Regions from separate parts of the Homo sapiens genome. Here region 2 is linked to region 1. A link is a loop called in an ENCODE intact Hi-C map of the cell type or tissue named here. Cell type or tissue: dorsolateral prefrontal cortex. All regions are shown on one strand. Links, peaks and the distances in the headings refer to the core of each region. The heading gives the core; the rest is flanking DNA. Region 1 overlaps LOC102723490 (a long non-coding RNA gene). Region 2 holds the start of CCNA1 (cyclin A1).

The links. Peaks named below come from ENCODE experiments on the same cell type or tissue, not always from the same donor. Only the 100,000 strongest peaks of a DNase experiment are listed, where the experiment ranks them.
Region 2: a loop joins it to region 1, with 2.4 times the contacts of the local background. A loop is called at or near these places in 56 of 110 quality-filtered maps.

What each region holds. Positions count from the first base shown.
Region 1 is chr13:36,730,221-36,742,422 of GRCh38, forward strand. All of the region lies in intron 3 of LOC102723490 (a long non-coding RNA gene), which reads right to left. It also overlaps the pseudogene GAPDHP34 and the pseudogene TCEAL4P1. Among named protein-coding and RNA genes, the nearest start is that of SERTM1, 62 kb to the left of the region's middle. In dorsolateral prefrontal cortex, for the core only: CTCF peaks have their summits at 6,094 (motif pointing left) and 6,294; a DNase peak (open chromatin) is centred at 6,091.
Region 2 is chr13:36,424,679-36,436,880 of GRCh38, forward strand. CCNA1 (cyclin A1) reads left to right here and starts at 7,817. Exons shown (of 9, transcript NM_001413923.1): 1 at 7,817-8,051; 2 at 8,355-8,543. The coding sequence starts at 8,379. RefSeq lists silencers at 7,121-7,190, 7,471-7,520, 7,551-7,710. In dorsolateral prefrontal cortex, for the core only: no CTCF peak of the experiment used is centred there; DNase peaks (open chromatin) are centred at 5,960, 7,563 and 8,394; H3K4me3 peaks cover 3,270 bases; H3K27ac peaks cover 607 bases; H3K27me3 peaks cover 2,555 bases.

The DNA.
Region 1 (12,202 bases), core at 1,395-9,394:
ATTATTCTAAAAATTAGCATATAGTTCTAGTTTTAATTCAATTGTGTTTAAAAATAGAAATCAACTTATTTTTACATGTTTTAGCTTCACTTTTCAGAATAAAATTCCAATAAAATCTTTTCTCCACTACTTCCTATGAAACTTTGGCCTATTTTCAGTGAATTCACTTTCTGGTATCATAGTTTTCTGCTATAGAAGATGTTCTGTACCTCATGGGAACATCAGTGCCATTGCTGTAAAATGTCCTCCTGAAATATTGATGTTATTTGTTGGGTATGGATCTCTTTGTGGCCCTCAAAAATTCATATGTTAAATCCCTAACTCCCAGTGTACAATATTTGGAGACAGGGCCTTTAGGGAGACAATTAAGGTTAAATGATGTCATGAGAGTGAGGCCCTGATCCTATAGGACTGGTGTCCTTACAAGAAGAGGAAGAGACACAAGGGGTGGGCACAGAGAAAAGACCATGTGAGAGCACAGCAAAAAGCACCAGCTGCAAGCCAGGAAGACCAGACTCACCAGAAACCCATCTGCCAGCACCTTGACCTTGGACTTCGAGCCTCCAAGACTGTGAGGAAATAAATTCCTATTGTTTTTTTAAGCCACCTGCCTGTGGTATTTTGTGTGGAATCCAAGCTGACTAATAGAGGGTTCAATTACATTATTTAACAAGGGGGCTGTTCTTAGCATCTATGAGTTACATTTTATTGAGGGTTTCTTGTATCCTAGACCCTACTGAATATTTAAGAAATGTGATCTCATTTCGTCCTCACAGAGCCTCAGAAAGTAACATCACTGTCTACATTTACAAGTGAGGAAACAGAGGCAACGAAAGATGACTGTCAGTCACTTGTGTAGGGTCATCTAGCTGGGAAATGGTGAACAAAGCCAAAATTCAAACCAGTCTGTCTCCCCAGCAGTGGTACTTAGCTCTGTCTGTGAATCAGAATCACTGACGAACTATATAAACAATGATGCCTGGGTCCTAGCCCCAGAGATTCTGATGCCATTGGTCTCGTATATCCCGATTTGCTAAAGCTCCCCAGCTGTATCAGTAATCTGTTGCTGCAAAATGAATTACCACAGACTTAATGGATTAAAATAATGGCAGATCTACTATCCAACAGTTTTTGTGGGCTAGGAATCTGAGCACAGCCTAATAGAGTCCTCTGCACAAGGCTGTGATTCAATTGTCAGCCAGGGCTGTGGTCTCATCAGAGATTTCGTAGTGAAACGATCTTTGTTTAAGCTCCCTCAGGGACTAAGTTCTCCATTTCCTTCATGGCCATCAGCACTCTTTACTCCTGGAAGCTGCCCACAGTTCCCTTAAGAAGGAGTCTTATACAACACAATGTAATCATAGAAGTGATTCATGTCAACTTCACCATAAAATGTAACCTAACTAAGGGAGTGACATCTCAATGCCTTTTCCATATTCCACTGGGCATGACTCATTAGGGGTCACCTTAGAGTGTATTTGTCGCACAGGTGATTTTAATGCACCATCAAGATTGAGAATCACAGCTCTAAAGCATTTTGCTCTATTTCTTTTCCACTAGAAATAGTGCAAATTTGAAATTCATAGCTTTTACATTTTTTTCTTACCACTCAATTTTAAATGGCATGGAAAATGAACAGAAAAGAAAAATGCTGTCCTCTCTAGTTATGATTACATACATGAAATTGTCACTATTCAACAATTTTTGACCTACAAAAACAGTAGTCTTATATGGTTCAATAGGATAATAATATTACTTTTCCCTGATAAACTATGTGCCTGAAAAATGCCTAGATGTGGTTACAGGTTCAGGTAGAAAAAATTAGAGGCAACTTATTCTCAACTACTGGCATAATTTTAGCAATTCCACAGCAAATCTAAAACATCTGACATTCTGTCTATAAAATATAGTCACATTTTCCAAATGGATTTCAGTAATACTGGAAAGCTTAGAAAATACAACTATTCTTTTATGAATCGCCAACACTTTTCCGTAGAAACAAAATTTAAATGATTTTCAGTTTGAGATATTTACAAAGGTAATATTATGGGTTAAGAACTGCTTTCGCAGAAATGAGAAAAAATGGCAAAAATAAGTCTCAGTGTTGTCTAAGAAGAAAACGTAAATTTAGACTGAGCATTTTCATTATGAAGTACTCAACCACATCTGCTGTGAAAATTCTCTGGGGTGGGTAGGCTCTAACTTCCTGGGGGTAAGCACTGGCTATTGCTGTCTGGGGGAAGCTGAATTCGAAGACAGTGACTCTAATTTACCTACGTGGCAATTTGCCTATTCAAAATGGTCTCCCAGAATTTCTCCCAGGAAGAATTAAAAGCAGTGAATTCACCACTCCTGGACCCAACTGAAATATCAGAATCAGTGGGTATGTTATGAGTTCAATTTCAAAGCAGAAAAGCCTTATTTTGGAAATGTGACTATTTTAGGGGCATTAAAAGAGAAATCTAAGAATGTTTTCTTTGCCTAGTGAAATGTGCAACTTCCTATAAAAATATCCCAGGCCCAGGCCTTCAGTTTTCTCACGCAAGGACACCTGGCCTTTGGAGAGGTTATGGTACTCTGGTGACAGAAGAGTCTATAACATAAAGAACCCAGTACTCTCTGGGGAGTTTTTTACTCTGAGAATACACAGCAGTTTTCTCCCACTTACAAATACTCTAAGACTGTGCCACCCAGCCTGGTAGCCACGAACCACATATGACTCTTAATCACCTGAAATGGGGCTAGTCTGAATGAAGATGCGCTAGAAAGGTAAAATACATACCAGAACATACCAGATTTCTAAGACTGTTCAAAAAAAGAAAAATATTTTATTAATAATGTCCATATCGTTAATATGTTAATATGATAATATCCTATCATTGATGATATATTAGGTTAAATAAAATATGTAACTAAAATTCATTTTACTAGTCTTTTTTTAACGTGGCCTCTAGAAAATTTAGAATTACATGTGCCATGCAGTGTATTTCTATTAGACATTGAAAACCCACTCTGTTCTTTACCAGTGAGGTCAGACTGAACCCAGCAGTCTTGCTGGCTCAGAAGGTCTGAGCTGGAACTTCAGATGTTGGATACTGAAATGAAGGGTTGCACCACAGAGCAACAGAAGGATTTATCCAGGTATCAGGCAAAGAAACAGACAAATAAATCACGAGGGCCAGGTTTCCATGAGTGTTTCAGGAGGAAAGTTGTGGTTCTGAAAGTGTGGTCTTTAGACCAGCAGCGTTGCTCATGGACTCACTGAGCATCACCATGGAACTGGTCGGACATGCCAATCCTCAGGCTTCATCCTCCACCGAGTCAGAAATTCTGGGGGTGGGAGCCAGTAGTGTGGGGTTTAACAAGCCCTCTAGGTGATTCTGATGCACCCTCAAATTTTAGAACCCCTGTTATAGCTCATTGAAAATCCCACCTGCCCTGTAGGTTGGAATTAGTTAACACTCCATTTCACAGGTGATATAGTTTGGATGTTTGTCCCCACTCAAGTCTCATGTTGAAATGTAGACCCTCATGTTGGAGGTGGGGCCTGGTGGGAAGTGTTTGGATCATGGGGGTGGATCCCTGATGAGTGGCTTAGGCCATCCCTTGGTGATAAGTGAGTTCACATGAGATCTGGTTGCTTAAAGGTGTGTGGCACCTCCCCCTACCTTTCTCTTGCTCCTGCTCTCACCATGTGACGTGCCTGCTCCCCCTTCACCTTCTGTCATGAGTACAAGCTCCCTGAGGCCTAATCAGAAGCAGATGGCAGTTCTATACTATCTGTACAGCCTGTGAACTGTGAGCCAATTAAACCTCTTTTCTTTATAAATTACCCAGTCTCGGATATTTCTTTTTTTTTTTTTTTTTTTTTCTGAGACAGAGTCTTGCTCTGTCGCCCAGGCTGGAGTGCAGTGGCGCCATCTCGGCTCACTGCAAGCTCCGCCTCCTGGGTTCACACCATTCTCCTGCCTCAGCCTCCCGAGTAGCTGGGACTACAGGTGCCCACCACCATGCCCGTCTAATTTTTTGTATTTTTAATAGAGACGGGGTTTCACCGTGTTAGCCAGGATGGTCTCTATCTCCTGACCTCGTGATCCACCTGCCTCGGCCTCCCAAAGTGCTGGGATTACAGGCGTGAGCCACCACACCCGGCCCAGGTATTTCTTTATAGCAATGCAAGAACAGCCAATACAACATGTGAGGAAACTGCGTGATAAAGAAAGAAATAAAGAAACTTGCCCTTATTACACAGCTATTAAGTGGCAAAGAAATCAAGCTTTCAACCCCAATGTTTATAATCCTAGAGTTGATACTCTTTATCAGATGTCAGCTCAATGAGAAAAACAAAAAGTCAGAGGAGAAACAAATCTAGATAAGTGGCTGTTAAACTTCATAGGGACTCTAACCAGAAAATTTGAGGACGCTCTAGTTGCCTCCCTGCAAAAATGCACTTTTATACAACACTGATACAATTTCAGGCTGCCCCTTGACCCATTGGAGGTTCTGCCTGCAGCCAATTTTATCATGCCTAATTGAGAGCTCCAGATTGGATGATGAGTCACTCTTCATAGTGAAGTAGTACTCCTTACACGAATAGGGTTTCATGTGTCTAATGCTTCCTACTAAACATATACTGAAGGAAAAAAGTTGATCTGAGATATTACAGATATTATTGTCTTAGCTGCCTTAACCAAATGCCGTAGACTGGGTGGCTTAACAACAGACACTTAGTCCTCACGGTTCTGGAGGCTGGAAGTCTGAGATCCTGGAGCCATCATGGTCAGGTTCTGGTGAAGGCTACCTGCCTGGTGGCAGATGGTACACTTCTTGCTGTGTCCTCACATGGCAGAGAGCAAGCTCTGAGGCCTCTTCCTCTTCTCATGAGGACATAATCCATCAGGAGGCCCACTTTTATGACCTCATCTAAACCTAAAGATCACCCAGAGCCCCCATCTCCAAATGCATTGGGGGTTAGAGCTTTGACATATGAATTTAGGGAGGTAAAATTCAGTCCATAGCAGATGGATGAGAACTATGTTTCTTCTGTTTGCTTAAGAAGGAACAAAATACTCATTAGTGGCTTATAACCCAACTGGCTCTAAGTGGAGGGAGGTACCAGACTGATTTTGAAATCTGCAAAGGGCAGGGTCTCCATGGGAAGGGAGGGCCACAGACATTGGTCACACTGAGCAGTAATGTCAAAGCACTGCTACAAAACAGGTAAAGGACCTTGCTAATACCGTCTGTCTTTCCTGTTTGAAGATGATACTAATAACAGTAATTTCTACCTGTGATAGCTTTGGGAGCAAATTAGGCTGAAAAAATTGACATATAATGAATGTCCCTTTGTGTTTGTAGTACAGAGGGTATTGGCAGAGCCTGAAGCTGTTTGATAAGCACAGCACAGCTCACTATTAACTTTAGCTGGAACATTTATAATTTAGTCTCAGACAATGGCGATCAAGTGCTTGGGGATGGGGATGAAGGCGAGGAGGCTAGTCTCTTTTTATCAAGCTGCAAAAAGAAAGCTAAACACTTATTCCTTCATAAAAGGAAAAAATAGGTTATCTTGAAATGTATTGGCAATTCTTTATTGTTTCTTTAATAAGTAATTCTACATTTAAGAAGATAGGAAAATATTTAAGGGTGACTACATACCCGCTGTTCATTTGGCATTTATTTAATGCCTTGAAAGAATAGGCATTCTCATATAAATGCGTTGAGTTCTGAAAGTTTGTACTTAGGCAAATAAAATTTTCCATAAAATTATAAATAATTTTATGTTATACATAATTATCTATATTCATATAAATACATTCATATATGTGTGTATATGTGGCTTTTTAAAAGTATTAAAATATATTTTAATTTTTTGCTTTTGGAATCATCCTGCAAACCTAACCATTATTTATGACATTTTTATGGGGGAAATGCAATTAATGTTAGAAACCTATATAAACCTACCCCTGGCAAAAGAGGAGACCTTCACTATCTTCTATGACTCTGTAAAGCAGAGAAGGGATTTTTGTTCTCCACCAGCTCTGGTGGAAGCAGTTTTCCTTTCCTCTGGCAGCTATTTTTGCAAGTGGAAAGGAATTCGCCCCCTGGTGGTGACCACATATTAACATGAAATATTTATAAATCGAGTTTTTATGTGTTACAAACTGCTTATGCATGCCTTCATTTGCCCACCCTGAGATTTTCTTGTAAATATTTATATGTCCCAAAGCTTTTAGGGCATCAGCTCGCATCCGAAAGAGGCTCTGCAAGTTTTCTGTGTAATTATTAGGGACATCAACTCTTTACTAACTATTGAACAAGAATAGATGACTTATTCTTGCAAGCTCCCAGGATATAATCATAAGCAAAAGTGTTTTTCTTCCAATATGAGTGCACCATCATAACTGTGCTCTAAGGTGGGTCCCAATAGTATTACTAAATTTCTAACAAACTAGTCCCTAAGTTGGAATTTCTGTAACACACACACACACACACACACACACACACACACACACGTTCTATCTATCAAATTTGATGGACAAGGTAAACTGATCTTGTCATTCCCCAGATACAATTTTCACTGCCCACAATTTTCACATTGCCTTTTTTATGGTCTTCCTTTAGCCGTGCTCTCTAGAAGAAATTCCCTTTTTCTTTCTATATTGCCTTAAATTTCATGGTCCAACATCCCCTTTCTCTAGCAACATGAAGTATTTATTCTTTCTCTTTCCTGAGATATATTGTGAACCTAGAAAATGCAAAGCTGAATAATGTGATCTCTCCTGTATTAAAAAAGGAAAAAGAACTTTTCTGCCTGAATTACCCTGCCTGGACTATATAATTAGCACCTTCTTATACATTATCTTGTCTCTAATTTTTAATTCCACACATTTCAAAACTTTATTATATAATGTCATATTAAGGTATTTCTAAATTAGAGTATATGCTCCTTCTGAGCAGAAAAATTTCTTACGCATCTTATACGGGTTGTGCATGCCTAATCTGAAGACCCAAATTCTGAAACGCTCCAAAATCTGAATGTTCTTGGGCACTGACTTGACACCACAAGCAGAAAGTTCCACACATAAGTACTTAGCACAAGCTTTGTTTTATGCACAAAATATTAAACATATCATATAAAATTACCTTCAGGCTATGCATATAAGGTGTATATGAAATGTAAATAAATTTTGTGTTTAGATTTAAGTCCGATCTCCAAGATATTACGTATATGCAAATACTCAAAATCTGAAAATACTGAAATCTGAAACACAGTCACAAGCATTTTAGATAAGGGATACTCAACTTGCACTTAATTTTTCATTCATTACTTCACTTCAGGGATTGTTTACCACATTTGTTCATTCATTTATCTAATTCACTCATTCAGTTAGCATCTATGAAACGTGAATGAGACACTGTTGATATCATTGGGTCCATGGGGCCTAAGGGCTATTTCCATAATGTGTGCTCAACAAATACCCGTGGAGTAAATAACCCACTCTCTTACCCAGTCCTGATTTTCATTATCTGTGAGCTGGAAAGCTAGTTGCTATGAAACAGAACAAAGGTAGCTGCAAAAAGATGTTTTCCGACATCCTGATATAATGACCCTGACTCTGCCTCAGTTAAATACAAATCCCTTCTGTCTAGCTGAGATCTCAGTATATGTGTCCACCAAGTGGCCTCACGGGAAAAGCAGGAACCCTGAGGAATAGAAGTGGTGATATTTGTGCCTGAAAGCGTCTGCCTTTCACTGTGAATGAAGCATGAGGCAGTGTCATCTGCCGAGAGAAAGGAAATGTCATCAGGGAGGTTGGGGCTTAAGGAAGAGGGAAGAATCCCTGGGAAGAAAGCAAGAGGCTGTTCCCTGGAGAATCGCCAAAGGATAGCTTTGAGCATTTCACTGAGATTGGAGACCAAAAGTATGTGGTGACAACGACCTGTGATTTCCTCCAACAACATTCAGTACCTGCTTCAAGGGACAGAAAAGGCCAGTTTTACATTAACCATGGTCAGAACACAGCAGGGTGATACCACTGGCAGAAATGAAGGCCCAGGCAGGAGAACAGTTTGAGAGATGCTCCCTCGTTTCTAGCCAGGGATGGAATAGAAGGAAGCGAAGCAATGAGGGGAATGGGAGCTTGGGAACCAAAGGACTCGCTGGGCATGGTGGGTAAAAGCTGGAGAACCAAAAGGCTGTGGTCACAGGTTATTTTCATATTGACCTTTGCAACTTCAGAAATGAAGTTGTTCTTGGTGAGAATGAAGTTGAGGATGGATAGCTCATGTAGAATAGAAGTAAAAGTGAAACGTTAAGGAGACCAAGTTAAAGTCTGGATGGATTCTTCACCAGAATATTAATACTATCTATAATTATGGCAGGAGTTCTGGAAGCCAGGCCTTCTGTGAATTAGATGGCAAAATCTTCAATAAATGAAGGTTGATAGGATGGGGAGAGTGGGATAGTCACACAGCCATGAAACTCAAAAACATAGAAAAATGCAGGGAATTTTGCCCCTTAGTAAAGTTTAATTGGTTTATAGTTTGGTTCATTCTGTAAAGCAGCTTATCTATTTAATAACTCAGGAAGCATAAGCATGGTTGGTAAATATATCAAAACTATGTAAATTCAGAAATAAATACTTAGAAAAAGCTTACAGTTTTATTCTGTGGTTTTCTAATGAAAGGCAATTTACCAGCCATTATGCATTTCCTATCTCATTTGAAAATAACACAGACTGACATTTTACTAATTCATTATGACTGATCAAAATCATATTTTGTTTTATCTAAGGTTTGGATAGCATTTAAGTGTTGTACTGGGATGCTTGTTTAGAAGGATTATGCCCAAGATTAATTTTTTAAATGACTGGATGTGAACATGTTCTCTTTCTGCACCACTTCTCATTCAACTTAGAATGCAAAGTACAAATCTTATTGCAACCTAACAAAATTCCTTGAGAGTTAAGAGTCTGGTTTCAAAACTGAGAAAATGTCATACAGAGTGTTTTAAACTTAAAGCAAAAGGATAGTGTGTGAATTCAAAGCGATAACGGTAAATGCTAGACATTAGCAAGTCTTTACTTCCTCGTCAAATACATGAGGAAGTGTAATCTATAGAACCTCATTATCTCTAGTTTGTGAGAAAGGCCATGGAGGAAACTACCACCTCCATCATTTATACCCCTTTAAATTCTCAAAAGTATCTCTTGACTTACCTACATAATAATTAGGTTGCTATTGAGACATGTTTGTTCTCAACCAGGCGATGACCAGGGAGGATCAAGGCCGACAGCTATATTCCCAAGGTATAAAGCGCAGGAGGGATGCAGCAAAGAAAGCCCCTTGAATTTAAGTCAGGGCATTTCGGTTGGGGGTGGGCAGCTTTGGGGAGTAATGGGACCAGGAAGAAGGAAGGGTTGTAGGACAGAAGGGTTGGATGGTGACCTGGTTCTGGCTGGTGCTCTCAGGGTTTCCACAGGCCTATCCTAAAGTCAAGGATAGGCCCTTGACCATACCAGTCTTCCCAGGTGATAACATTATACTCCCATGCTTCAGCCACAAGCCCAACCCCACTCCTGCCCTTCTAGGCAAGTTTCCTTCTCATCCATTACATGCCAGGGATGTCACTCTCATGAATAATTTCACAGAATATATTAGTTGTGTCCTATGTATACTAAATGTAAAATGTCTCTTAGGCCTCAACCCCTTTCTATAAATTGGGACAATAACTCCCCACTGCACTTTCTGCTACTCTCCACTGGACAGACAGTTGCAGCTTTTTGTGCAGTGCCAGCCGCATTCATGTAACACCATTGTAAAGGTTGAAGTCAATAGATTTGGCAGTATTAGGTGTCTGGTTACAGGGCTCCTTTCAACACTGGCAAAATGAACATTATTGCCACCAATGATCCCTTCATTGTTTTCAACTACATGGTCCTCATGTTCCAAGTTGATTCCACTATGTCAAGTTCAATGGAATCTTTAAGGATAGGAATGGGACGCTCATCATCAGTGGGAAGCCCATTTCTATCTTCCAGGAAACAGGTCCCACCAACCTCCAATGGGGTGATGTTGGTATGGGGGCCCCTGGTGTCATCACTATCTTCAAGAAGATTGGGGTTCACTTAAAGGTGAAGTCACAAAAGTCCTCATCGCTGCTTCTTCTGCTGATTCCCCCATGTGTGCAAGGAGAGTGAACCATGAGAAACATAAGCATTCCCTCAAGACTATCAGCAACAACACCTGAACCACCAACTGTGCAGCCCTCCTCCCCAAGAACATCCATGGAACTCTCCCAGCAGGGAGGACCTCACTGTTATAAACAATGCCATCAGTGCCACTCACAGACTGTGGATGGTCCTTCTGGCAAACCATGGTGCAGTGGTCATCGTGCTGCCCAGAGCAGCATCCTCACCATCACTGGCACGGCCAAGACTGTCATGAATCTGACTTGCCACCTTGAGAACATTGCCAAGTACAATGACATCAAGAATGTGGTGAAGCAGGTGATGGGGGCTTCCGAAGAGCCTCCTGAGCAACATTGAAGACTAGATTGTCTCCCATGACTCTAATAGTGTAACGCTGTGGATGCAGGGCCTGGCTTCACCCTCAATGACCACTTTGTTAAGCTTTTTAGTATGAATTTGATTATAGTAATCAGGTCTCCCGAGGAGTAAGATAGCCTTGTTTCAAGGCTATTGAAACAAGTCCAATAGCCTTGAGGTACAAAGAGAGAGAGATTCCATCACTGGGAAGTCTTTGCCTTGCCTCCACCCCCCAATACACTGAGAAACTCCCATCCTCAACACAGTTTCCACTCCAAGCCCCTGAAAAACCCTACCTTGTCGTGTACCATCAGGACCATTAATACCATACTCTACACTCAGATGAGGGAAATCTACATGAGCTCCCCACTGAGAATCACTTCTGAGCTCTCTAGTATGGCCTATCCCTTCCTAGTTAATCTCAGGTCTTCTGTCCTCACCACTAACCACTTATCCAACCCAGCACCATATATATCAGCCATACTGGGCTATTTGCTGTATTTTATCAACTCTGCGTTGGTGACTACTGTTGCCCTTGTTCTAATGTTCTTTCTCTCATACTGGCAAGCCTGATAAATGATAGATAATCTTGAAAATGGGGTAGTGGAGAAAGGCCTTGATAATAAGAAGTTAGTAGCATGTAATTACCCACGGATAAGTAAATCACTGATGATTGTTGGTTGTGAAATAGCTAAACACATGATGCTACCTGAGAGACATGACCCAAATGTCACTTTTTCTCCAGTGTTTTCTCGGCCCTATTTCTCCACCTCCCCCAAAAATATCTTCCTGCCAAAATTAATTATTTCTTCCTCTACTTTCGTGAGAAAACCAAGGCCATCATTTATGAGTTCTTTCATTTTCCATTCTCATTTCTTTTTTTAATGGTTCTTCAAATTGTGTTTCTTAATTTTACAATGCACCATTTCTTCCATGCAATGGACGAAAATCTGATACTGAACCACAGAGCATTGCAGTTGTGCCCAACCATAGAGCATTGCAGTTGTGCCCAAAGGCTGTGGTAACAGAAGGGTGACTTAAAGCAAAGTATTGGCAGAAGGTTAAGCACAGGGCCTGGTAAATGCCTGTCAGGGGCAGATGCGTAAGAAGTGTCCTCAATTCCCCTTTGTAGGACCTCACAGCCATGCTGAGTTCTCTTGGGTTTTTCAGGTGGAAGGGGTTCTATAAACTTCTTTACACCGACATAAGGCCTACCCCCAATATTTGTCTGATTTTTTTCACCTCATCCTCCACCCTAGCCATCTCATCAAATTCTCTGATCATCTTCCCATTGCTCAAATGCATATCATGTATGGCCTTCTTATATTCCTTGAGGCATGAGCCAGCCCCCGGTTGGCTTTCTTTTGGCTTTCCTGGGTACAATGTCCTCAGTGGGGGGCTTCCCTGCAGCCTTTGTTTCCCCCTCTGACTCTCCTCCTTTTGGCTTTCCTTTGCTCTCTGGCTTCTCCTTATTCTTTAGCATTTTCCTCATCTTCCGCCTTTCTCTTGTTTTCTATCTTTCCATCATTTTCTAATTTTTCCTGGTTTTCCAGGGTACAAGCTGCTTCCAGGTTTCCTTCCTCCTGTGCTTGTTCTTCATTTTCCCTTTCCTTGGTTCACAGGCTTTCCTTCATTGTCATGGTAGAGTTTTT
Region 2 (12,202 bases), core at 3,811-11,810, 300 kb before region 1:
CATATCAACAGAATAAAGGATAAAAACCATATGATCATTTCATATGGTTTTTTATTGATGTTGAAAAAGCATTTGATAAAATTCAACATCCCTTCATGATTAAAAACCCTAAAAAAACTGGGGATACAAGGAATATACCACAACATAATAAAAGCCATATATGACAGACCCACAGCTAGTATCATACTGAATAGGGGAAACGCCGAAAGCCTTTCCTCGAAGATCTGGAACACAACAAGGATGCCCAATTTCACCACTGTTATTCCACATAGTGTGGGAAGTATGGTTAGAGCAATCAGACAAGAAAAATAAATAAAGGGTATCCAGATTGGAATGGAAGAAGTCAAATTATTCTTGTTTGCAGATGATATGATCTTATATTTGGAAAAAACCTAAAGATTGCACCAAAAAACTATTAGAACTGATAAATTCAGTAAAGTTGCAGGATACAAAATCAACATATAAAAATCAATAGCATTTCTATATGACAACAGTGAACAATCTGAAAAAGTAATAAAAACATAATCTCATTTACAAGAACCACACATAAAATTAAATACCTAGGAATTAACCAAAGATGTGAAAGATACCTATAATGAAAATTAGAAAACACTTATGGAAGAAATGGGAAAATATTCTTTGTTGTTGGATTGGAAGAATCAGTATTGTTCAACTGTCCATACTACCCAAAGCAATCTACAGATTCAGTGCAATCCCTATCAAAATACTAATGACATTCTTCACATAAACAGAAAAAACAATCCCCAAATGTATATGGAACCCCCAAAGACCCACAATAGCCAAAGTTTTCCTAAGCAAAAAGAATAAAACTAGAGGAATCACATTACCTGATTTCAAATTATACTACAGAGCTACAGTAACCAAAACAGCATGGTACTGGCATAAACACAGACACATAGACCAATGTAACAGAATAGAGAACCTGGAAACAGATCCATACACCTACAGTGGACTCATTTTCGACAAGGATGCCAAGAACATATACTAGGGAAAAAACAGTCTCTTCAATAACTGGTACTGGGAAAACTGTATATCCCCATGCAGAAGAATGAAACTAGACCCCTGTCCCTGGCCAGATACAAAAATCAAATAAAAATGAATTAAAGACTTAAATATAAGACCTCTCAAACTATGAAACTACTGCAAGAAAACATTAGGGAAAATCTCCAGGACATAGGTTGGGGCAAATATTTCTTGAGCAATAAATACCCCACAGGAACAGACAACCAAAGTAAACATGGACAAATTGCATCACATCAAGTTTAAAAAGCTCCTGCACACTGCTTCTTGGGCTTTTGGCTAAGATCAAGTATAAAAAAGCACCTGCACAGCAAAGGATACAATCAACAAAGTGAAGAGACAACTCACAGAATGGGAGAAAATATTTGCAAACTACTCATCTGACAACAGATTACTAACCAGAATATATAAGGAGCTCAAACAACTCCAAGGGAAAAAATTGGATAATCGGATCAAAAAATGGGCAATAGATCTGCTTAGACATTTCTCAAATGAAGATATACAAATGGCAAACAGGCATATGAAAAGGTGCTCAACCTCATTGATCATCAGAGAAATGCAAATCAAAACTACAATGAAATACCATCTCACCCCAGTTAAAATGGCTTATATCCAAAAGACAGGCAATAACAAATGTTGGGAGGATGTGGAGAAAAGGGAACCCTTGTACACTGTTGGTGGGAATGTAAATTAGTACAAATACTCTGAAGAACAGTTTGGAGGTTCCTCAAAAAACTAAAAATTGAGCTACCACAGGATGCAGCAATCCCACTGCTGGGTATATACCCAAAAGAAAGGAAATCAATACATTGAAGAGCTATCTGCATTCCCATGTTTGTTGCAGCACTGTTCAGGATAGTCAAGATTTGGAAGCAACCTAAGTGTCTATGAACAGGTGAATGGGTAAAGAAAATGTGGTACATATACACAATGGAATACTATTCAGCTATAAAAAAGAATGAGATCCTGTCATTTGCAACAGGATGGATGGAACTGGAGATCATTATGGTGAGTGAAATAAACCAGGCAAAGAAAAACAAACATCTCATGTTCTCACTTATTTTTGGGATCTAATAATCAAAACAATTGAACTCATTGACATACAGAGTAGAAGGATAGTTACCAGAGGCTGAGAAAGATAATTGGGGGCTTGGGGAAGTGGCCATGGGTACAAAAAAATAGAAAAGATGAATAATACCCACCGTTTGATAGCACAACATGGACACTGTAGTCAATAATTTCATTGTACATTTTAAAATCACAAAAAGAGTACAATTGGATTGTTTGTAACACAAAGAATAAATGATTGAGGGAAGGATGCCCCATTTCCCATGATGTGATTAGTATGCATTGCATGCCTGTATCAAGACATCTCATGTACTCCATAAATATATACACCTATTATGTATCCACAGAAATTAAAAATAACTTTCCCAATTATTTGTAATGGAAAATGGCTGTATTGTCCCACTGAAATTATTTTTTCCTTGGTGCAGAATCTGGGAAAGGCCTCAACTGTGCATCATGGGAAATTGATTTTTAATAATACATCTCTAGTTGTGCACATGATTAGGGACTAACTCATGGTAAGTAAAGTCAGCAGAAACTTCTTCCTCTCACCAGGTTCCTGGGAGGTTGGCTTCTTGATGAGTTAATTGCTCATGGAGTCTGTACCTGAGCCAGTAGAGACAGTCGTGAGGGGTATTTTTGGACATCACAATTTAGAGCTTTCCCTTGGAAGGTGCTGGGTAAGCACCGCTGAAAATTGCCGTTCTTTGGGTGCCCCGTTTCTAGGATATATGTAGACTTTACTTCCTGCCCTGTCTTTTTTTGTTGTTGTTGTTGAGACGGAATCTTGCTCTGTCACCCAGGCTGGCGTGCAGTGGCACGATCTCGGCTCACTGCAACCGCTGCCTCCTGGGTTCAAGCAATTCTCCTGTCTCAGGATCCCATGTAGCTGGGATTACAGGTGCTCACCACCACACATGGCTAATTTTTGTATTTTTAGTAGGGACAGGGTTTCACCATGTTGGCCAGGCTGGTCTCGAACTCCTGACCTCAATTGATCTGCCTGCCTCAGCTTCCCAAAGTGTTGGGATTACAGGCGTGAGCCACCGTGCCAGGCCCTCACTCTGTCTTTAAGACCTTAATCATCTGGATACTGCCTCCAAGTCTTCCCAGCAACATACCTTGTTTCTTTTCTCTTAAGCTCCAACTGCTCCCCCTTTATACATCTGTATTCCTTATGGTAAAATAAACACTAATTATGCTGCACCATGACTATCTGTTATTTTTCCTTGCCTGGAGGAACAGCTCCTTGAGGGCAGGGATCATTTTTTATTATCGTACTCATACCCAGCTACTGCCTGGCATACAATGGATGCTCAAAAAACTTTGCCAAATGAATGAATGAACAGTAGACTTTGTCTAATCTCATGTATGTATTCATACCATTTTCACTTGGAGAAGGTGACTTCTTACAAGTCTTAATGAAAACTTACTTCACCCATTATGTACTAAGGGATCCACGTTTCACTACCTGATGAAATATGCTTCTTAAGGTGTGTACAGTTTTGGCTGCTTTTCAAGCTGGACTTGCTCAATCCGTTAGTCATCTTCCCTGGAGCTAAGTGCTAAAATGTCACAAATTGCAGCTGGTTCCTTGTTTCTTTCCAACATATATCTCTCATTTTACTGTTCAAACTATGTTCTTAGTTAAATGTATACCTGAGAATGACAGAGGCATGTTATGAAGAGGCAACATATGTCCCTAAATGGACCTCTGTCCCTAAATAAACTTGGCGGGTTTTTTTTTAAATCTTTCTTTCAGCCTCATCCTGAAAAACAACCTGATTTCATACTAATTAATAAAAACTGAAATGTTTCAACAGGAGGTTAATTACTAGCTAGGATGAACAAATGCAATAGAAAAACTGCCTCTGAAATACCGGGTAATTGCTGACAAACTGAAAGGACTGTCTGAATTGTAATTTGGACAAGGGAATTGATTTTAATAGGACTTTTGGGTTTTAAAAATTCCTAGTAAAGGGCCGGGCACGGTGGCTGACGCCTGTAATCCCAGCACTTTGAGAGGCCGAGGCAGGCAGATCACGAGGTCAGGAGATCGAGACCATCCTGTGTAACATGGTGAAACCCCGTTTCTACTAAAAATACAAAAAAAAAATTAGTCGGGCCTGGTGGCGGACGCCTGTAGTCCCAGCTACTTGGGAGGCTGAGGCAGGAGAACGGCGTGAACCTGGAAGGCGGAGCTTGCAGTGAGCCGAGATCACACCACTGCACTCCAGCCTGGGTGAGAGCGAGACTCCGTCTCAACAACAACAACAACAAAATTCCTAGTAAAGAATTCAGCTGTCATCCTTATTTTGAAAATTAATCCTAGAGTTAAAGCTAGTTGAGCATTCACTGCCAGGTTGGAAGTGCCGACCAATGAACTTTTTAAGTTAAAAAAAAAGGGGTTATATTAGTATTTAAGTTATGCCAAATATTTTAGATATTAAAGAAAGTTGTATTTACAATTATATTGTTTAATTCTCAATATATTACCAAATATATAGTTTATTTAAAGATGGGAAAAATTAAAATCTACTTATGTTTGAGTTCTAATCCTATTTTGCTATGCAAATCTAATCCTGATTTGCATAGCAAAATCAAGATTAGATTATAATGTTGCTAAATGCAACATTATAATTATGCATTCCACTAAAACTGTGCAATTTGTGAGAAAGTCCTTTCTACTCTCTCTGCTCCTTTTGTTCTTAATTCTAAGGCCAAGTTTTTAGTTTAGATTTTTAAAGTAAAAATGGAACACCTATTCAGTTAAATTTGTTTTTATGTCATAAATCATTACTCGTTGGAACACAATATTCAGTGAAGACTTTTTTTTTTTTTTTGATATGGAGTCTTGCTCTGTCACCAGGCTGGAGTGCAGTGGCATGATCTGGGCTCACTGCAACCTCTGCCTCCCGGGTTCAAGCTACTCCCCTGCCTCAGCCTCCTGAGTAGCTGGAACTACAGGCGCGCGCCACCACGCCCAGCTACATTTTGTATTTTTAGCAGAGACAGGGTTTCACCATGTTGGCCAGAATGGTCTCGATCTCTTGATCTCGTGATTCGCCTGCCTCGGATTCCCAAAGTGCTGGGACTACAGGCGTACGCCACCGTGCCCGGCCTCAGTGTAGATATTTTTTAAAGCCAAGAAAGCCATAAGTATTGCACAAGTTATACACGTACCTGAATTTACATGCACACATAGATATCAGTTCATGGGACTCACTCTCCTGTTTAAGATATGACCAGAGGCTTGTAACGACAATGTAGAATTCTAAGACAGCACAATAAAACAATCATAAACTAACCACTTCCCTTTGCCAAGTTTAGCAAAGTGGATGGAACAGGAAAAAAGATGTTCATGATAATCCTATTTCATATAGATTAAGGCTGGATTAAGGTGCAGCCATTCAGATAAGGGGAGGGGTATTAAATTATCCGAAGGTCTCATTTGGTTACTATTATTTCTTAAGGCTTTTTTAAGGCTAAAGACGGCTGAAAGTCACTGGACACCTTTGTAGCCTTGTCATCTGGTCCTGGCCAGATCTGAGTTGAGAAAAACCAGCCTCAGATCCGCCTCTGCAGGAGTTGGGCGCTCCCCACTCCCTGCACGCCCCGACTCCAACACTGGCTTCAGCTTCAATCCCAGAAAAGTGGATCAAAACGACAGGTTCCACGAACAAACACTGCGCCGGCGCCTCTACTTTGGAGAAAAGGAAAAGGGCGTGAGGTTTCGGTCATTTTTGTCAAAGGAAATCAGATGAAAAGGGGTGTACAAAGGACCAGGTCTCGTGAGCGCAGCCAATCTTGTCCGCTCCCAAGCGACTCAGGCTCTTGGCAGGACTTGCTGTAGAGTCCCAGACGGAGTTAGCCACTGAGTCCTTCAGCGACCCAGGAAATAACAACACTGTTGGCAGGTGGGGGAGGGCGCCCGGGAAGATATCCAATAGTGGCGTCAGGCAAGAGGACAGAAATGCTCCTTTCATTCACCTTTCGAAGCAGAGCATTTGGTCCCCGTTGGCCTCTGACTCTCTGTTGCGGCAATCTAGATGTTACCAGAATTCCCGTGTTTCCTTCATATTCAAAGGCACAGGAAATCTGGGGTGCAAGCGGACTGCTGTCTCTCAAGGAATAGAAGTCTGTGACAAACGTATAGAAATGAGTTTCATGTTGAACAAGATCCGTTTCTGCGTTCCTCCCTCATCCAGCCTTGATTCTCCAGATGCTTACCAACTTCTTAATATTTACCTCAACTGCAAGGCTTTCAACCGGCGCTTTTGTTAGAATACTACTATCTTCCCATTAAAGCAATGTCCACACTCAGTTTGCTTGGTGAAAATGTTAATAACGCACACTTAGAAAAACGGTGATAACCGTTGCTTGCATAAAGTGGCCATTTGAATAGACTTTGGATCTGATTTAGAGATTTAGGGATGGATGTTTTAAAAAAAGCAAAAGTAGTAACAGACTATAGCATTGGTAATGTGTGTGTGCATATATACATATTATTTTTAAAAAAATAAAGTTCGATTATTTCACCTGGCTTGTCAGTCACCTATGCAGGCGTCTGAGCCCCCGGGTTTCCAGGAGCCCCCCGTATAAGGACCCCAGGGACTCCTCTCCCCACGCGGCCGGGCCGCCCGCCCGGCCCCCAGCCCGGAGAGCTGCCACCGACCCCCTCAACGTCCCAAGCCCCAGCTCTGTCGCCCGCGTTCCTTCCTCTTCCTGGGCCACAATCTTGGCTTTCCCGGGCCGGCTTCACGCAGTTGCGCAGGAGCCCGCGGGGGAAGACCTCTCGTGGGGACCTCGAGCACGACGTGCGACCCTAAATCCCCACATCTCCTCTGCCGCCTCGCAGGCCACATGCACCGGGAGCCGGGCGGGGCAGGCGCGGCCCGCAAGGACCCCCGCGATGGAGACGCAACACTGCCGCGACTGCACTTGGGGCAGCCCCGCCGCGTCCCAGCCGCCTCCCGGCAGGAAGCGTAGGTGTGTGAGCCGACCCGGAGCGAGCCGCGCCCTCGGGCCAGCGTGGGCAGGGCGCCGCAGCCTGCGCAGCCCCGAGGACCCCGCGTCGCTCTCCCGAGCCAGGGTTCTCAGGAGCGGGCCGCGCAGGAGACGTTAGAGGGGGTTGTTAGCGGCTGTTGGGAGAACGGGTCACGGAAACAGTCCCTTCCAAAGCCGGGGCCATCGTGGGGTGGGCGAGTCCGCCCTCCCAGGCCGGGGGCGCGGACCAGAGGGGACGTGTGCAGACGGCCGCGGTCAGCCCCACCTCGCCCGGGCGGAGACGCACAGCTGGAGCTGGAGGGCCGTCGCCCGTTGGGCCCTCAGGGGCCTGAACGCCCAGGGGTCGCGGCGAGTCCACCCGGAGCGAGTCAGGTGAGCAGGTCGCCATGGCGATGCGGCCCCGGAGAGCGCACGCCTGCCGCGGTCGGCATGGAAACGCTCCCGCTAGGTCCGGGGGCGCCGCTGATTGGCCGATTCAACAGACGCGGGTGGGCAGCTCAGCCGCATCGCTAAGCCCGGCCGCCTCCCAGGCTGGAATCCCTCGACACTTGGTCCTTCCCGCCCCGCCCTTCCGTGCCCTGCCCTTCCCTGCCCTTCCCCGCCCTGCCCCGCCCGGCCCGGCCCGGCCCTGCCCAACCCTGCCCCGCCCTGCCCCGCCCAGCCGGCCACCTCTTAACCGCGATCCTCCAGTGCACTTGCCAGTTGTTCCGGACACATAGAAAGATAACGACGGGAAGAGCGGGGCCCGCTTTGGGGTCCAGGCAGGTTTTGGGGCCTCCTGTCTGGTGGGAGGAGGCCGCAGCGCAGCACCCTGCTCGTCACTTGGGATGGAGACCGGCTTTCCCGCAATCATGTACCCTGGATCTTTTATTGGGGGCTGGGGAGAAGAGTATCTCAGCTGGGAAGGACCGGGGCTCCCAGATTTCGTCTTCCAGGTAACGTGGGTTTAGTATCCCGACTTGGAGGCTTGTCAGAATGTTTCTCTCCTTCCAGCCCAACACGAAGTCTTGGGATAAAAAGCCTCCCTCAGGGATTCAAATAACTGTTTTGATTCAGAGCAACTTTGATCGCCTGTGCGGTCGCACCTGCCCTTTCAGCCCCAATAATTACTGGGAAGATCAGCAATTGGTGTTAGTCCCATTGCTTGGTGCTCTCCCTCCTAGAGGTTCGCTGTGTCCTTGGAGCCCGGGGTGGACGGAATCGACTAAACAGCTTGTCTGTTTCTCTTTCCCTGGTAGCAGCAGCCCGTGGAGTCTGAAGCAATGCACTGCAGCAACCCCAAGAGTGGAGTTGTGCTGGCTACAGTGGCCCGAGGTCCCGATGCTTGTCAGATACTCACCAGAGCCCCGCTGGGCCAGGATCCCCCGCAGAGGACAGTGCTAGGGCTGCTAACTGCAAATGGGCAGTACAGGAGGACCTGTGGCCAGGTAATGACTCAGACGCATTGAGAATGATGCTTGTGGAGAACAGCTCTCCTGCTTTGGTGCCAGGTGCTTTTCTCTTGCCCTTGTACCTACAACTCCCCCTGAGTATTACAACCCTGGAATCTGGACTACAGGAAAGTTGATTGATTTATTTTCTTTCTTTCTTTCTTTCTTTCTTTCTTTCTTTCTTTCTTTCTTTCTTTCTTTCTTTCTTTCTTTCTTTCGTTCTTTCTTTCTTTCTTTTCTTTCTCTTTCTTTCCTTCTTTCTTTTTCTTTGTTTCTCTTCCTTCTTCCTTTCCTTTTTTTTTCTTTCCTTTCCTTTCCTTCTTTTTTTTTTTTTGAGACGGAGTTTCGCTCTTGTCGCCAGGCTGGAGTGCAGTGACGCGATCTCGGCTCACTGCAACCTCCACCTCCCGGGTTCAAGCGATTCTCCTGCCTCAGCCTCCCGAGTAGCTGGGATTTCAGGCACCCACCACCACGCCCGGCTAATTTTTGTGTTTTTAGTAGAGATGGGATTTCACCATGTTGGCCAGGCTGGTCACCAACTCCTGACCTCAGGTGACCCGCCCACCTCGGCCTCCCAAAGTGTTGGGATTACAGGCGTCAGCCACGGTGGCAGGCCAGTTGATTTCTTAAGATCACCTTGAGGGGTTCGGTTTTCAGCTAGAAATAGTGATTAGTTTTCTTTGTTATTTTTTCCACTATCAAGGAAATAGGTCTAGGAACTGTTTGGGTTATGTATATTAAAGTAATTTAAGGGCTGGGCTAAAAGGAAATGTGAATGCTTCCAAATAAACTGTGGAACTGGGGTTCCTCCAGGTTAGAGCAGTGTTCACATTGATGCAGGCTGTGCCTAAAGCAAACCTGGATAATCTTGGCTGTGTTCATTGCGGATAGTGTTAAAATCAGGATTAGATCAGGCTAGATTAGATTACTCCAAAATGGGTGCTTTGAAGGCAGACATCTTCCCAGTACTGACTAAGCAGCTATGCTAACAGGTAATGGTCCCTCAGATATTAGTTGTGTGAACTTAACTGATCATAGATACCTTAACCAGACTGAAAACTATACCTTTCCTATTTCATAAGTGAGAAAATCTGAAAGGTTTAAGCCTCTGCCAAAAGAAAGCTATGGTAGAAACTAGATTAGAAGCCTCTCATCTACTGACTCTTCACATGCTCTGTTCAAAGCTTTGGAGAAAATTGAGTGGAAGTGGTTTTAACAAATTTTAATTTGCTTAGCAATGTTTGCTTTTTAAAACTTAACGCCTGAGACTTGGTTCTTATGAATTGTCAGTTGTGCCTGTGTTGAATGGTCGCATTTTAAATTCCCAGTTGCTAACCTCTTATGTTACCTGGTGCCACTTCTGCATTTCCCTGTACCTATCCTCTACAACCTGCTTAGAAATCTATTTTGTACCTTCCCTTCTCTGTTTAATCCTCAGTAACCTCCTCCTTCATGCCCAGTCTCAGCTGATCACTTTGTATCTTATTTTCCTAAAAATATAGAAGCAAGCAGAAGAGAATCTCCACATGTCCCTGTGTGCCATATAATCTGCCATCTACATCCTGTTATGTGACTGCTATGTCCCTGCTGTCATGAGAGGTGCCCCCCCCCCCGCGCCATGCGTACAATATACTCGTGTCTTCTTGCTTCTTCAAGGATGTTACTCTAGCCACTTTTCTTTCTCTCATGAGTTTTTTCTTTTCTACTGGGCCAAATCTGTAAGCATACAAATATATTGCCATTTTCCCATCTTAAAAACCTTTCAACTAAACGCTCCCTCTGAGTATTACAACCCTGGAATCTGGACCACAGGGAAGAAGTTGACTTTGTAAAATCACCTTGACCGGTCCCTTTTTCAGCTAGAAATGGTGACGAATTTTCTTTGTTAGTTTTCCAATATCAAGGAAATAGGTCTAGGAGCTGTTTGCATTATGTCGATTAAAGTAATTTAAGTGCTTAAAGAAATTTAAGTAATGGGACAGAAGCTATCCCATTTAAAGCCACATATCTTGAGAGTTTGTCGTATCTTGACATATATAATGTTGCCTTTCCCACTAACATGTAAGCTCCATCCAGGTGTTGATTTAGGTTGTCATGTTCACTGTTGTGTGTCCATTACTTTGAACAGACCTGGGCCTGGCCAGGATGGCACACATTGTTTGTTGGATGAATGTTCTCTGTCTCTAGTTCTTTTCCTGCTCTATTTGGACTCAATTCATAGTCTTTTCCTTCCTCGACTGATCAGCATTATTTGACATGGCTGATCATTATTTTTTCCTTGAAATAATTTCTTCTCATTCAGCTTGTAGAACACCACTCTCTCCAAGTTTTCTACCTAGCTCATTGGCCACTGTTTGATATTCTAATTGTTACTTATATATATAGTCTGTACAAGTTAGAGTGCCCTAGGACCTAGTCTTTGATCTAAATCTTGCACTCACTCCCTTAGTAGCCTCTTAGTCTCCTAGCATTAAACACTCTCTATTTGGTGATGACTGATATTTCTATCTCTGGCCTGGGCCTCTGAGGTTTATTGCAGGCTCACATATTCAGGAGCCTACTTGGCATCTCCACTTAGGTCATATAATAAGCAACGTATAAAACGAAACACCCATCCTTTTCCCTACTCCCAGACTGCTCTTCCCAAGTCTTCCTTGTCTCAGTAAATGGAGTAGCCATCCTTTCTGTTATTTAGCCTCCAAACCTTTGTCTTCCTCGATTCTTATTTTTCTCTCACCCCACATCTAATCTTATGAGAAAATATTATTAACTCTACTTTTTAAATGTCTAGAACTATTTTGCTCTTCATGGTTTACAATTACTTCCCTGGTTCAAATCCCTATTGTGTCTCACTTAGAATTTTCAAGTTTTGTAATTGATTGGCTTACTTACTCTCCACCTGTGCACAGCCAGAATCATCCTTTTAAGAAATGAAAAGATTATGCCACTCCTTTGCCCAAAATTCCAGTGGCTCCTGTCTCTGAATAAAAGCCAATTCTTAGATCAGCCTTGGCAAGTGAACAAAAACAAAATAATAGTAATGAAAACTAATCCTTAATTGGCCTATGGTAAGTGCTTCATGATTGGCCTCTTTTTTCTTTCTGTCCTCATGGCCTATATGACTGTCTCACTCTGCTCTGTTTGCTCCTACTGTGTCTTTTCTAGTTTGTTTCAGTCTTCTTCCACAGACTAGAATATAAACTCCATCAAGGTAGTTCTTTTTAAACATTTTGTTCACTGCTAAATTCTGGGCACGAGAAAAGCTTCTAGCACATAGTAGATACTCAGTAAATATTTGTTTATTAAATATATGTCCCAGCCTATGGACACAGTATCTATGTAGCAAGAGTCAAACCTGGCAGTAACTTGGAGCTGTGGTTGTAGCAAGAGTCAAACTTCGCAGTAACTTGGTTATCTGGTTACAGTAACTTATGATTGTGACTCTTTGTTGTCTTTGTGATTTCCCCCCAATTACTACCATAAGTGTTCGTTTTCTTACAGACATAAGTCACCTATTTAACTTGATAAATAAAAGGGAGAGTTATGGAACCACCTACTAACTTAGAAGTAGCCTTCAACAGTACACACCAAGATACATTATAAACAAAATGTTAATGTGGTAGACAGAGCTGGCATTTGCGTAAATATAGCTCAGG